Regions from separate parts of the Homo sapiens genome. Here all the other regions are linked to region 1. Evidence: chromatin loops called from intact Hi-C (ENCODE). Cell type or tissue: endothelial cell of umbilical vein. All regions are shown on one strand. Region 1 has its middle 9.1 kb from the start of TIMP2. Region 2 overlaps TIMP2 (TIMP metallopeptidase inhibitor 2). Region 3 holds the start of LOC124904068 (a long non-coding RNA gene).

Region 1 (5,000 bases):
CTGGCCAACATAGCGAAATCCTGTCTCTACTAAAAATACAAAAAATTAGCTGGGCATGGTAGCATGCCTGTAGTCCCAGCTACCCGGGAGGCTGAGGCACAAGAATTACTTGAACCCAGGAGGCTGAGTTTGCAGTGAGCCGAGATCGTGCCTGTACACTCCAGCCTGGGCGACAGAGCGATACTCTGCCAAAAAAGAAAAGGAAAAGAAAAAGAAAGAAAGAAATTAGCTGTGCATGGTGGCATGTGCCTGTAGTCTCAGCTTTTTGGGAGGCTGAGGCAGGAGGATCACTTGAACCCAAGAGTTCAAGGCTTTAGTGAGCTCTGATTGGGTCACTGCACTCCAGCCTGGGCAACAGAACAAGAGCCTGACTCTTAAAAAAAAAATTTCCATAATAAACAGCATGTATAATACTTCATATATGTGAAGTCAAATATGTGAGTGGATCTAGAAAGAAGTATACAGGCCAGGCACGGTGGTTCACGCCTGTAATCCTAGCACTTCTGGAGGCCACGGCAGGAGGATCGCTTGAGCCCAGGAGTTTGAGACCAGCCAGGACAACATGGCGAAGCCCCATCTCTACAAAAAATACAAAAATTAGCCGGGCATGCTGGCACACGCCTGCAGTTCCAGCTACTTGGCAGGCTGAGGCAGGAGGATCACTCGAACCCAGGAGGTGGAGGTTGCAGTGAGCCGAGATCGTGCCAGTGCACTCCAGCCTGGGCGACAGAGTGAGACCCTGTCTCAAAAAAATAAAAAATAAAAAAAAAGAAGCATACAAAGGTGTTCACAGAAAGGTTAGTGGGTGCGCCTGGGCAATGGGAACTCAGGTAGGTGGGTGTCTTCTGTCCTGTTCCGTGTGGAGCAGGTAATGTAATATTCCGATGAGGGTCCGGCCCTGAAATGGGCAGGCCTGGGGGAAGGAGCACAGATGTTTCCCACCCTTTCTGTATAACACTATTAAAGCCTTCTTGGCCACAGCCATCAGGGTTTACTTTTTAAAGATCCTGCTCCACCTTCCAGCCACTCTTGGTTCACGCCTCCCTTTGGTTTTCTTGTTTGCTTGTTTTTGTTTTGTTTTTTGAGACAGAGTCTCCCTCTGTTGCCCAGGCTGGAGTGCAGTGGCACAATCTCGGCTCACTGCAACCTCTGCCTCCCAGGTTCAGGCAATTCTCCGGCTTCGGCCTCCCAAGTAGCTGGGACTACAAGCATGCACCACCACGCCCGGCCTTCCCTTTGGGTTTTGTTTGGCAGAGTCTGTTGATCTATTTCATGCCATCCCACAGGCCATCTTTGAGAAGGTGGGACTTTGGCCTCTCTCCGTCACTTCCATCTCCTGTCACCCCAACCTACCGCCCCTCCGCAGACAGGCACCCCTCAGGGCAAAAGCAGCCATGAGCCAGGGCACCTCCCTTTAGCAAACCTGCTTGGATTCCAGCCTCTGCACACCCCTTGTGCCCGGCACAACCTTCACAGCCCCAGGCAGCAGCCCCAAAGCCAGCCCTGTTGCCCTGGTCAAGTCTCTAGTGACACCAGAAAGAAAGGAGGAGAGGCAGAGAGGTTGTCCTGGTGGTAAGCAAGAAGCCCATGACATCACTGGCTCTACAGACTGCCACGGGTAAACAGCTTAGACCAGATGACTCAGGCTGAAAGCATATGAACCCTTCCTGCAGGGAGGCCGCCCGGATGCAACAGTGGTTTCACCCCTGAGCCGGGCAGCCTTGGCAGACCTTGCTTCACGTGGGCTGAAATGGCAGTGTCTCTCCTCTTTGTGGCCAGGTTTTGCCTCCTCTTTGACTCGGAAGCATCTCCTATCCTGCAAGGACAGTTTGAGCAGGGCCCCCGGGCCCTCCTTCCAAGAGGCTTCTGCAGCTGTGGACCCCCAAGAGTTTATGCCGCTGAGCTCTGCTGTCTCTCCCCACCTGCTCCCCACCTGTCTGCCCCCACACCTGCGACTCTGGCTCTCCTGGATCCTCCTGTAGACTGGTTCCTATAAGCACAAGGAGGAACATGCGAGATGCTGGGATTGGATGCTCTGGGCCTGGGGCTGGTGTTTCCTCATGCCCGGGCTATTTCCTTTTGGCCCTGGGCATGCAGTCATGTGCTTCCTTTCATGGGCGGGTTGGGGACCAGGGCCAGCGAGCAGAGACGGTCCCCAGGGCTTCTCCATCACTGGCTCTCCCCAGGAAGCAGCCTCAGCTGGCGTGCTGGGGACCGGAGCTGGCCATGAGGGAGGGGTGGACAGTGGAGGAACCGGCTGCCCAGCTCAGCAGGGATTTGTGGAGGCTGACTTGCATGGTTTCGGGTTTGCCTTGCCTGGAAGCCTGGCCAGGGGAGGCTCAGGTTTCTCGCCAGCTGGCCTTCCTCCTCCTCCTCCGTGTGAGTGACGCCCCATGGCCATGATGTCATCACCTCGTACAAACAGAAGGGAGACTGGCTTGGCGGAGCTGGCGGCTGTCCCATGCTGAGTGCAGCAGTAAATTTCATTTCAAGGCTATGATTAGGTCTGTGCCCAAGAATGTCCCCTCTCTCCTCCCCTCTCCCCAGGCCTGTTTTTCTCTCTCTGTTCCTGTCCCGCCTGCTTTTCCTCCTTGCCCTCCCCTCTGGTCCTTCCTCTCTCTCCTCTGGGGATGCTTCAGTTTCTCTGTGATATGGACCCTGTGGCCAGCAGCAGCATCAGGCCCGAGCCAGACTCTCATTACCTCCAGTTTCAAACTCAGCCTCACGTCCTCTGGAACCGGCTTCCTGAAGCCTGGGACAGGTCTGAGTCCCTGGATTCCTCCTGGGGAGGATGGGTTGGGGTGAGGGGCAGAGTTCCTGAAGGTCCTCATTCAACCTTGAGCTGGAGTGCTGGACAGCAGGAAGAGCAGGCTTGGGGGTGGCTGTGGTCACTACCACCGAGATCAGAGGCAGTGAGGCAGGAGAAAGGTGAGAAGGAGCCAAGCTTCTTGGAAAGCGATTCAGATCCTTCTCGCCATTCCCAGCTGGTTTCTGGAGATTTGAGTCTGACTCGTTAACTCACTTTTTGGCATGGCCACCCTTCCTCTCAGCCCCCAGAGGGCCCCTAGGCTCTGTGGACACCTGTGACAGCCCTGTCACCCATCACACTCTGCCTTGCCTCTTGCGTGACTGGCTACCCTGGTTCTGTCCTGGTGCTCTCCGGCCCAGGAACAAGGCTGACGGCTCGTCACCCCTCAGCGTCCCCTGCATTCACCGGCCCCTGCTTGCCTCCCCTCGAAGGTGCCACCCAGCCAGAGCCGTGTTGCTGTGGATGCCCATGAGGAAGGCTCCGATGTCTGGGCAGGTGGTGTCCCACCGCACCTGCACTGGGCTGGGCTCCCTGCTGGGGTAGAGGGTGCTCTGGGTCGCTGTCGGTGCTGCCTGTCCTGTGGGACTGTGGTTCTGACCCCTTGAAGGAGGTAGCAGAACGCCCTAGATGTGGCCTCGTTGATGAGAGAGCCCACAGTCACTCCCAGCCCCATCAGACACTGCCTGCCCCGCATTCAGCCATCCTTCCTCATTAAGACCGGCCTGGCCTCCAACCCCTGCTCACCAGGCAACAGCCAGCTGAGAGTGAGGCGATGCGCTGCAGCCCCGGGGAGGGGCCCAGCTGGGGCGGGGCGGAGATGCAGTCGTCCTAGCAACCGGCAGAGGTGGACCCCGCATTTCTGTGGCTCATCACCCTGACTTCATCCAGACTCCCTGTATTTTATCTCATAGATTTCTCATTCTGATGTCTGTCTCCCCTACTGACTGTAACCTCTTAAGGCTATAGTTCATGTATTCATTCAACTGGTATTTACTGGGCACCAGCCATGGGCTGTGCAGACGTCAGGGAAATGGATGGGGAGTGACCCCTCCTTCCTGCAGCGCAAACCATCCTTTAATATGAAAGAGACAGAGACCATTGCAAAGAGTGTGCTGGGTGCGGTGACTGTGGTGCGACCCAGGACAATGGACGGGCGCCAGCAGGGTTGGGGTGGTCTGGGGGGGCTGTCTGGGATGTCTCGAGTGGGACCTGGAGGTTGAGTCAGGGTGATCCAGGTGGAGGAGGCAGGCACTGCTTCAGACCAGGGAGCTAGCGGCGCTGGGAGGCCCACAGGCCGGAGGACACCCAGGACTCCAGGGGGTCAGGCTGGCTGAGCCAGAGCCGGGTGGGGGCAGAGCCTGGGCTGTCGGCACAGGGGGCTGAAGGTGAGTGCAGGGAGATGGAGACAGCGGCAGCTGTTGGTGGTGACTCACTGCTACTCCGATGATTGGAAACACATGTTCCCGCCGAGAGGCGCGTTTATTACTCACAGCCGAGGGTTCTTGGACGACATGGACGTCAACAGGGAGAGGGGTGGGGAGGGAGAGTGGTCGGCGGTGGGGTGGTGGGGAGGGGCTCCAGGGTCCCTTACTTGTCGCTGCTCACCGACTCTGCCCCTTAGAGTCTGCGACAGGATGCTCTGGCCATATTCCTACTTGCTACTTAAAAAAAAAAAAAAAAACAAAAAACTTATGGCCAGGCGCCATGGCTCACGCCTGTAATCCCAGCACTTTGGGAGGCTGAGGTGGGCAGATTGCCTGAGGCCAGGAGTTCGAGGCCAGCCTGACCAACATGGTGAAACCCCATCTCTACTAAGAATACAAAAAATTAGCTGGGCCTGGTGGTGGAGGCCTGTAATCCCAGCTACTCGGGAGGCTGAGGCTGAAGAATCACTCGAACCCGGGAGGCAGAGGTTGCAGTGAGCTAAGATCGCACCACTGCACTCCAGCCTGAGCGACAGGGTGAGACTCTGTCTCAAAAACAAACAAACAAAAGTATTATGAAAAATTTCAGAATTGCAAGGACAGAGGCCAGTACCAGGCTGACCATGGACCAACACCCACGTTGGAAACTGATCGACTCATCCGGGTTTGTTTCATCAACATCCACCCAAGAGGATTATTTCGAAGCCGATCCCAGACATTGTAGTTCACAGGCAAATATTGGAAGAACTTTTTTTGTTGTTTTTACA
Region 2 (5,000 bases), 54 kb before region 1:
AGCCAGCAGAATCCAAAGGAATCAACAGTTCCAGTAGGAGCAGCAAGCCGGCCTTTATTACAGTCTGCTGAATTCTGTATGTTATTTTGGAAATTTCTGGAGCTGCTTTTCTTTTCTTTCTTTCTTTTTTTTTTTTTTGAGATGGAGTCTAGCTCTGTCATCCAGGCTGGAGTGCAATGGTGCAATCTTGGCCCACTGCAACCTCCGCCTCCTGGGTTCAAGCAATTCTCCTGCCTCAGCCTCCCAAGTAGCTGGGATTACAGGCACGCGCCACCATGCCCGGCTAATTTTTTGTATTTATTTTAGTAGAGACGGGGTTTCACCATGCTGGCCAGGATGGTCTTGAACTCCTGACCTCGTGATCCGCCTGCCTCGGCCTCCCAACGTGCTGGGATTACAGGCATGAGCTACCGCGCCCGGCCTTGGAGCTGCCTTTCAATGGTCCACTAAGCCGCACAATGCTTAACGCACAATAGGCACTCAACAAGCATGTCACTGGAGTTCAGAAAATAAGCAAAGATTACTTCAAAACGGCCAAAATGTTGCATCCTACCATGGGCATTGAGGTTCACATGCTGTTCTCTTACAAAAACGCCTAAGGCTCCCAGGTGGCAGCTGGGCACTTATTTGAAGGAGGCAGCAAGAGACAGAGATCCTGCATTCACCCCTGGATGGCTGCGTGATCTTTGAGAAGCTCCTTGACTTCACTGAGCCACAGTTGTTCACACCTAAGACAGAGACGATGACAACAGTCTTGACACTTCACAAGGTCGTGGTGACTGTTAGAGGGGCTGGTGTGGAGGCTGCGGTGCCCGGGAACTAATGCGTGTACAGTTCAGGACCACGAGCATCGCATAGACAAGCAGGGCGAATTCTCCCGCTCCCGTGGGTGAGGGATTGGGACGGTGGCATCATGCCACTCAGGTACACAGACCCGGTCCTGGTCAGCAGGCCACAGACTCTCGATTTGATGCAGCTTCCCAGCGTGCTAGCTTTGCCTGGGGGCTGCAGATTACACACTTTCCTTCTTTAAAGTGTCAGAAAAGAGGAGGCTGGTCAAATCAAGGGTCCAGGGTAGCCACGTGGGGTTAGGACTAGAAAGTGAACTGGCGAGGAGGCCGCCAGATGCCTGCAGGGAAGTGGGGGTGAGGGGCAGGGAAGTGGGGGTGAGGGGCCTGGAGGAGCAGAGCCTGAGGGCATCTCCATCTCCCCTGGGCTGCTTTAGTCTGCCCCTGGGGAACAGAATTCAGATTCTTCAGGGTCCCTTTAAATTGGGGGTGGGCACCTCCTCCCCCACTTTGCAAAATGAGAAATTACATGAAAGAAGGAAAATGGGAATCAAGAGAGGCAAAGAAGGACCAGTTCCACGGCAACCTTCCCCAAAGCACCAGCACGCCGCAGACATGAAGGAGAGGGGCCAGCTGACAGCTCTGATCGGTGCACACCAGTTGGCATAGCGGGATCTGCACCGCTGACCTGCTCAGAGCAGCGGGTACCTGTCGGGGGTTGTTGCCCAGAGGTGACAGCAGGTGAAGAGAGGGTACAGGGTGAATCCTGCATACAGCAGGCCTTGCCTGGGAGGAGCATCCAATCCAGGCAAGATGACAGACGATGGATAGGAACACAGAGAAGGAGAGTTTCCAATGCCCAGTGGTGGACAGAGGAGGAGGGAGAGAGAGCTCTCCGGAATACATTTCCATGCCAATGGCAATGGTCCGCACTCTGAGCTCCAGGATGGACCACCAGTTCTGTAGGGGAAAGCAGGCCACTTCAAAAGAGGGAGGGCCTCTCCGAGTCCCAGGCCATGTGAAGAACAGGGCTGGGGAAAGCGAAGAGACATAAGGAATCTGGGAAGAAATGAAAATTGTGGCACAGACACGTTTACTGAACACCTACTGGGTGCTGGGCCTGGTGTTAGGCACTGGGGTGGGTGTCAGCCCATCTCCTGTCCATGCCCCCGAGAGGGGCTGCTCTGCTCCTCTGCCCCTTCCCCAAGGAGCCAGAGGCAGCTGCGAGAGGGGGAGTCTTTATAAAGACTCTCGTTCTAACTGCCCTGAGCCCAGAAACCACGGCCTCTCCCTGGGCGTCTCAGATTTCGTTTTTCCTTCTTTCCCTTCTGCTGTGAACACAACATCTGGGTTTGAGATCAAGGGTGATACACTGGCTGATGAATTCACCGCCAGATGCCGGCTACTGGAATGTACAACCGTCGGCTGAATTCAAAGCACACGCAACTGCAGGGTCCCCACCCCCACCCCTCCAGCCCAGGACACCATATGATGTCACTTCCCCCCTGCAAAAACAATCCCGAGCGCACCCGCCAGAGTGGGGACGGAAAAGAACCGGGTGGGCGGAAAACCAAGGTCGCGGGAGACGATCCAAAGAGGATGGGCTACGGTCAGACTTCGACAGTCACAACCGCCCCTGGAAAACCATCAGAGGCCGGACCGGCTGCTGCTGCTCTCGGAGGGGAGCAGACAGTGAAGGGGGCTTGCTGGAGAACCTGGTGTCACCAGCATGTGCCAGGGCCAAGGGCTGGCCGGAGGGGCGGCACTCTCCACAGACTCCAACCACGCCAGCCCCAGGCAGAGACGCCACGGCTTCTGTGGCACGGTCCTCCCTTGTTCTCTCTCCTCGGTGTCCCCTCTGCTGCCATCAACACGTGGGTCCTGCGTCCTCACGTCCCCTTCATACACCCACCAACATCTTTCCAATCCTCCTGTGTCCACAGAAGTACTATGGAAGTTCCTGCGGAAAATAAGAACAAGCCATGCCCACAATTGGGGGAGGGAGACAGACCCCAAAAGAAAATTGCCTCGAAAGGCCGGGTGCAGTGGCTCACACTTGTAATCCCAGCACTTGGGAGGCCAAGGTGGATGGGTTGCTTGAAGCTAGGAGTTCAAGACCAGCCTGAGCAACATAGCAATACCTCATCTATAAAAAACAAAATACAAAAAACAAAAACAAAAAAAAACAAAAATTAGCTGGGCGTGGTGGCATCTGCCTATAGTCCCAGCTACTCAGGAGAATTGTATGAACTAGATGTTCAAGGCTGCAGTGAGCTATGAATGCACCACTGCACCTCGGTCCTGGGTGAAAGAACCAGACCCTGCCTTTGAAAGAAAAAGAAAATTGCCTGTAAGAAATGTACTTATTCCACACTCATTGAATTCTCTTTATTATCTTGCCAGGGGCCCAACTGCTCGCTGGAGGAATCCCACATGCTATATGTATAAATATACCATATAGAACATTTTCCACTTGAGCCACTCTGCCGGGCTCCCAGGCCCAAGTTTGGGACAGGCAAACCGGTGGATATCAACACCCAACGTCTAGACCACTCACAGCCTCTCCCCGGGGCACTCCACACACTGTAACAGCATAGCGCCTGTCTCGGCTACGGGACGTGCTCAGGCAGCGGGAGAAGGTGGCCCACTGTCCCTCAAAGTCACCTGTCTGCCCAGACGAGGTGCAGGGATCCCTGGGACTCAGAAACACATTCGGCTGCTAAATACAAAGTCAAAACCCGGCCCGATCATCTGCACCTTGTGTGCACACTGACTCGGACTGGGAGGGTTTGCTCAGTATCACTGGAGGGCACTGGCCCCTCCCAGCCGTCCACCCTCTTCTGCAGGCTCCAGCTTTCACCTGGGGAGGGGCGCCCATAGGACCAGCACTGGCAGGGAAAGCGCCTCCTTCCCCTCTGTCCTGTCCTGCTTATGGCCCAGCGGAGAACGCCAAGGGGTCCCCATGTTCTCAACATGGGTCATTCCTGGGAGTCGGGTGGGGGCTTCACACATGTGCCAAAGACCCTACTGGCCCACATCACTAGTGGGTGGGGGGCATTCTGATGCTGCAGCTGGGTCAGAGTCAGCCCAGAGCACCCACAGTGGCAATGAAGACCAGTGGCCACTGCATGCATCCCAGGGGCCAGCCCTGGAGGACTCCACACTGCGTAGACGCAAACGCGGTAACTGCAGGCCGGAGCCGCAGACGTCTTCTGAGCGTCATTTGGTTCATTTGGCTCTGGGTGGAATTACATGCCAGTCATTTCAGAGGAATTATCAAAGAAACCATTTTCTCTCCCGGATGAAACCCAACCTCCACTTACTCCTGGGGAGGATCCAATGGCAGTTGCAGGTGGACTCAGCTTTGTTCTTTCACTGGGAAAGGACTGTGACGTTCCACGCCTTGTCTAAACTCTCCAGAAAAGTGGGGTGCCATGAGTGCCAATGTCCACACCCTCAAATCACACAGTTAGTAACGCCCTTGCTAACATCTGTAACTATAACTTGGCGTTGCCATTGGGGATGAGAGTCTCTTGTCCCTTTTGGGTGGATGTAATGACACCATATGGCTGGTCAACCTGGCAGGGGCTCCATATCCTCTTTTTTTTTTGAGATAGAGTTTCGCTCTTGTCGCCCAGGCTGGAATGCAATGGCACGACGTTGGCTCACTGCAACCTCGGCCTCCTGGGTTCAAGCGATTCTCCTGCCTCAGCCTCTGGAGTAGCTGGGATTACAGGTGCCCGCCACCATGCCCGGCTGATTTTTATTTTGTGTATTTTTAGTAGAGATGGGGTTTCACCATGTTGGCCAGGCTGGTCTTGAACTCCTGACCTCACGTGATCCACCCATCTTGGCCTCCCAGAGTGCTGGGATTACAGGCGTGAGCCACCTGGCCCGGCCTGACCATTTTGATTAATATGTCTAAAGCGCCAGCTGAGGGTGTACCAGGGGCCCCTCTGCCCCAGCCACCCACAAGATCAGAGTCTGAAAAGGGAGGTGAAGCCCACTTTCCCCACTTCTGGTGTCTACACCCTCAGCTCAGGACAGATGTCCAGTAACACAGCTGTGGCCCTGCCCTGCAACTGCTGTAATAAATGACTATTTTTCATGGCCCTGCTCTCAGATCGCTGTGGGATCCCTAAATGTTTGTGTGTAACTAATCTCGTTGGGCTTCAGGATCACAGTAAAGACAGCTTAGAAACATGGAAGCTC
Region 3 (5,000 bases), 73 kb before region 1:
TCCTTTGCTGAAGATACTACATTGGCAATAGCCTTGGCGTTTTACAAGCAGGAGGAAAAGAACAAAGCAGTGTGTTCCAGTGGCTGACAGAACCTAATGACAGCTATGGAAGTCATTTAAAAACTCATCCCTCAGGCCAGGTGCGATGGCTCATGCCTGTAATCCTAGCACTTTGGGAGGCTGAGGTGGGCGGATCACTTGAGGTCAGGAGTTCGAGACCAGCCTGGCCAACATGGCGAAACCCCGTCTCTACTAAAAATACAAAAAGAAATAGCCAGGCGTGGTGATGCATGCCTGTAATCCCAGCTACTCAGGAGACTGAGGCAGGAGGATCGCTTGAACCCGGGAGGTGGAGGTTGCAGTGAGCCGAGATTGCAAACTGCACTCCAGCCTGGGCGACAGAGACAGACTCCATCTCAAAAAAGAAAATAAATAAAAAATAAATAAAATAAAAACTAATCTTTCAGGCAGGGCATGGTGGCTCATGGCTGTAATCCCAGTACTTTGGGAGGCTGAGGTAGGGACATCACTCGAGGTCAGGCATTTGCGACTAGTCTGGCCAACATGGTGAAACCCCGTCTCTACTACACATACAAAAATTAGCTGGGCATGGTCGTGGGTACCTGTAATCCCAGCTACTCGGGAGGCTGAGGCAGGAGAATCGCTTGAACCCAGTGGGCAGAGGTTACAGCGAGAAGAGGTCATGCCACTACATTCCAGCCTCAGTGACAAGAGCAAAACTCCATCTCAAATAAATACATAAAATAAAAAAAATACAAAAAATTAGCCGGGTGTGGTGGCGGGTGCCTGTAGTCCCAGCTACTCAGGAGGCTGAGGCAGGAGAATCACTTGAACCCAGGAGGTGGAGGTTGCAGTGAGTCAAGATCAAGCCACTGCACTCCAGCCTGGGTGACAGAGTAAGACTCTGTCTTCAAAACAAAAAAAACAAAAACAAAAACAAAAAAAACCTCATCCCTCCTGCTACAACAGCCCCTTGTGAAGAGACACAGGTGTCAGTGATGAGCACCCACGCCTGGCAGAGACTGATGGGCAATTCCTTGAGAAGCAGACAGAGCCTCAGGCTGTGCCCTAAGCACTTTTGTTTGACAAAGTTTCAGCGCATCTGACTTAATGATCTCAGGCACAGCACCAGCCTCAGAGGATCCACTAATAGAAACACAGCCCAGCGAAGGACTAATGCAGCTCATCGACTGCACCCCTGTGCCATGGAAATGTGGATGGCTTGCCTGGGGCTCCAAGCAGACACAAGTGGCCTCCATTGTCCTGGGCACGGGGCACTCATTGTGCCAGCTCCCTGGGTTTGAATTCTTATGCTCGCACTTCCTGTTCTAGCTGTTCCTTTATCTTCGGGTCCTTTTCTCCGTTTAGACTTATGTGACATTCCAGGTGAGGAACAGGATGAGAAAGTAGAATTACTCCTGTAACATTTATTCCAAATCCTATAACTTCATAAGGTAAATGTTTGGGTGGCCTTAAACAATTCAAAACTAGCTGGGCATGGTGGCTCACACCTGTAATCCCAGCACTTTAGGAGGCCAGGGTGGGCAGATCACTTGAGGTCAGGAGTTCGAGACCAACCTGGCCAACACGGTGAAACCCCGTCTCTACTAAAAATATAAGAATTAGCTGGGGGTGGTGGTGCATGCCTGTAATCCCAGCTACTCAGGAGGCTGAGGCAGGAGAATCGCTTGAACCCGGGAGGTGGAAGTTACAAAGAGCCAAGATCGCGCCATTGCACTCCAGCCTGGGCAACAGAGCAAGACTCCGTCTCAAAAAAAAAAAAAATCAAAATTAGATATATAACTTTCCCCACTAGACCTATAGCTATTTTCTGTGAGTTCAGAATAGATCAGGAAGGAGCAAAACAGACAGATGGAAAGGAACCCATTCCTGTATCCTGGTTGATTCTGGCATTTGGCGCCCATACAGGTATACCGCAGCCCCTTCCCTGTCCAGCCTGGGCACCTGCCACTACAGACAGGCTGAAGCTCTATCCTGGCTTCCCAGCTTCTATGGTGATTTCCACTGTATGTATCACTTGACCAGCATTAACTCCCACTTTCTATTAGATTTGCCTTTCTTCTGCATCTCGCTCCTTAATCAGAGAGTACGTATAGAGAGTAAGGGCTGTGTCTTAACCCTTTTGTTTCCACAGTTCCCTGCACATAGTAATTGCTCAATAAGTTTACTGATGAGACACACCCGTGCTTGTTCTAATGATATGCTTCACATTCTGCCTTTTCCTGCCATCTTCTCTTTTGGCCTTTTACCACCAATTCTGGCTTCCTCAGGAGGTAAGCAATGGCAGGAAGAAGAGATGAAGTGAAAATTGTATTTTTTCTTTTTTTTTTTTTTGGAGACGGAGTCTTGCTCTGTCACCGAGGCTGGAGTGCAGCGGTGCCATCTCGACTCACTGGAACCTCTGCCTCCCAGGTTCAAGCATTCTCCTGCCTTAGCCTCCCAAAAAATTGGGATTACAGGTATGCGCCACCACCCATGGCTAATCTTTGTATTTTTTAGTAGAGACACGGTTTCACCATGTTGGCTGGGCTGGTCTTGAACTCCTGACTTCAAGTGATCCACTGCGCCCAGCCAAAAAATTGTATCTTTTCAATGGTCCTAGTTATTGGGCTAACATGAACGTGGCTGTCATGTATAAATGTGAAGAGAGGACCGCCTCTGGTCTGATTAAGACTTGGTTGGGTGTACACACCGTGAGCATCTGCAGCGATGTTCTACTTATGTCTGTCTCCGAGAAAAGCGAGGCATGAGTCTGGGTTACAGAAAACCGGGAATTAAAATTTGTAACGAAGGGTTGTATGTTTATTTTTCCTTTTGGAGAAGAGGAATGTAGAAGAAAATTACAGGGCCAACTCTGTATGAGTCTCCTGGTGCCCGACTCGACACGTGAGACTGAGTCATCGGTCCAGGAGGAGGTGGCCCGCTCAGGCCATGCGGTCACTCACTGGCCACAGCCAGCCAGAGCTGAGTGGTTCACTGTGCCCTGTGATTTCTGGTTAGCCCCTGGATAAAGGGTCTATCCTGACTCGAGGCAAACTGGATCTAGGTTCCTGCCTCGGGAAATAAATGCCAGATTCAATGTGGAGTCATCTGACCAAGGCTGGGAAAGAAGTCAGATGAGAGAGGTTCCTCTCGCCATGAGGTGAGTCAGCCACTGTGGCCATTAACAGCTTCACCCCTGCTCCCCCTCCCAGGGAGAGGAGGATGAAGTAATGCAGCCTCATTGGTGGAGAAGATACACAGCCAGCTGGCCACTGGGCAGGTCTCACAATCTTTGTTGATTTTTAGAAACAGGAAGTCCATGTGCAGATTTGTTACATGGGTATATTGTGTGTCCCTGAGGTTTGGCATATGAACGGATCCATCGCCCAGGTAGTGGGCATAGCGCCCAATAGGTAGAATTTTTTCAGCCCTTATCCTGCTTCCTCCCTCCCACCTCCTTGTATTCCCCAGTGTCTCTTGTTCACATTTTTATGACCATGTGTACCCAATGTTTAGCTCCCACTTTTAAGTGAGAACATGTGGTATTTGGTTTTCTGTTTTTGCACTAGTTCCCTTAGGATAATGGTTTCCAGCTGCACTCATGTGGCTGCAAAGGACATGATTTCCCTCCTTTTCACGGCTGCGTAGTATTCCGTAGTATATATACACCACATTTCTTTATCCAAGTCACCATTGATGAGCACTTGGGTTGATTCTGTGTCTTTGCTATTGCAGATAGTGCGGTAATGAACATACGGGCGCAGTGCCGTTGAACGATTTATTTTCCTTTGGGTATACACCCAGCAGTGGGATTGCTGGGTCAAATGCTAGTTGCTTTCTCAGTTCTTTGAGAAATCTACAAAGTGTGCCCCACAGTGGGTGAACTCGTTTACATTCCCACCAACAGCGCATAAGCGTTCCTAAGCGTTCCCTTTACTCCATAGCCTTGCCAACATTGGTTTATTTTTATTTTTTATTTATTTTTTTTGGGTGGGGGGACAGTCTTGCTCTGTCGCCCAGGCTAGAGTGCAGTGGCACAATCTTGGCTCACTGCAACTTCCGCCTCCCGGGTTCAAGTGATTCTCCTGCCCCAGCCTCCCAAGTAGCTGGGACTGCAGGCGCCCGCCACCATGCCTGGCTAATTTTTTGTATTTTTAGTAGAGACGGGATTTCACTGTGTTAGCCAGGATGGTCTCAATCTCCTGACCTCATGATCCACTCGCCTCAGCCTCTCAAAGTGCTGGGATCACAGGCGTCAGCCACTGCGCTGGGCTGTTTTTAACTTTTTAACTAAAGCTCTTCAAAATCTTTCAATGTCAGCTTTCTACCGAGGATCCCGCCACAGGTCCAGGGAGCAATGCCCTTTCAGCAGAGCCTTCACGCTCATTCTGCTACAGGCTACCCTAGCCCTCCTTAGACCTTCAGTATGACTCTCTGTATCGACTCACCAGCTTTTCATGCAGTGCTGTGCTGCGTGTATGGGTCACTGTCATCTCCAGTGTAAGACATAAAATTATCAGCTACCCTTGAGTGGGGCCTGACCAAGATAACCAGCATCTCTGTGATCATCATTTCTGGTCTCCTACTCCCACTTTCATCCTCTCAACAACCCCTCGTGGGGCAGATACTACTGTCATCATCCCCCATGTACGGATCGGCATGGGAGGCACAGACAGGTAAAGTTACTTGGCCAAGGACATTAACGAGTCAGGTGTCAGAGCACACATTCGAACTCGAGCAGGTGTTTTCAGAGCCTTCACTCGGGCATCTCATTGTATTTCTTCACATCTTTTCATGACACTTAGTCGTTATCTTTTTCTCTTCTAAAACAGAGACAGGGTCCCGCCCTGCCACCTGGGCTAGAGTGCAGTGGTGCAGTCCTAGCTCACTGCAGCCTCAAATGCCTGAGCTCAAGAGATCTTCCTGCCTCAGCCTCCCAAGTAGCTAGGACTACAGGTGCACATGACCACACCCAG

What was found. Peaks named below come from ENCODE experiments on the same cell type or tissue, not always from the same donor. Only the 100,000 strongest peaks of a DNase experiment are listed, where the experiment ranks them.
Region 2: it touches region 1 in a loop (3-fold over the local background); 74 of 110 quality-filtered maps call a loop at or near these places.
Region 3: it touches region 1 in a loop (5-fold over the local background); 49 of 110 quality-filtered maps call a loop at or near these places.

Annotation. Positions count from the first base shown.
Region 1 is chr17:78,931,948-78,936,947 of GRCh38, forward strand. No RefSeq gene overlaps it. Among named protein-coding and RNA genes, the nearest start is that of TIMP2, 9.1 kb to the left of the region's middle. In endothelial cell of umbilical vein, no CTCF peak of the experiment used is centred here; DNase peaks (open chromatin) are centred at 1,654, 2,444 and 4,274; H3K4me3 peaks cover 641 bases; H3K27ac peaks cover 3,184 bases.
Region 2 is chr17:78,877,584-78,882,583 of GRCh38, forward strand. The region is part of intron 1 of TIMP2 (TIMP metallopeptidase inhibitor 2); the gene reads right to left. Among named protein-coding and RNA genes, the nearest start is that of CEP295NL, 23 kb to the right of the region's middle. RefSeq lists enhancers at 1,290-2,183, 2,184-3,075, 3,870-4,370. In endothelial cell of umbilical vein, no CTCF peak of the experiment used is centred here; a DNase peak (open chromatin) is centred at 2,258; H3K27ac peaks cover 2,056 bases.
Region 3 is chr17:78,859,244-78,864,243 of GRCh38, forward strand. All of the region lies in intron 3 of TIMP2 (TIMP metallopeptidase inhibitor 2), which reads right to left. LOC124904068 (a long non-coding RNA gene) reads left to right here and starts at 2,982. Exons shown (of 2, transcript XR_007065924.1): 1 at 2,982-3,184. RefSeq lists silencers at 1,855-2,055, 4,710-4,910 and an enhancer at 3,064-3,358. In endothelial cell of umbilical vein, no CTCF peak of the experiment used is centred here; a DNase peak (open chromatin) is centred at 3,118; H3K27ac peaks cover 1,823 bases.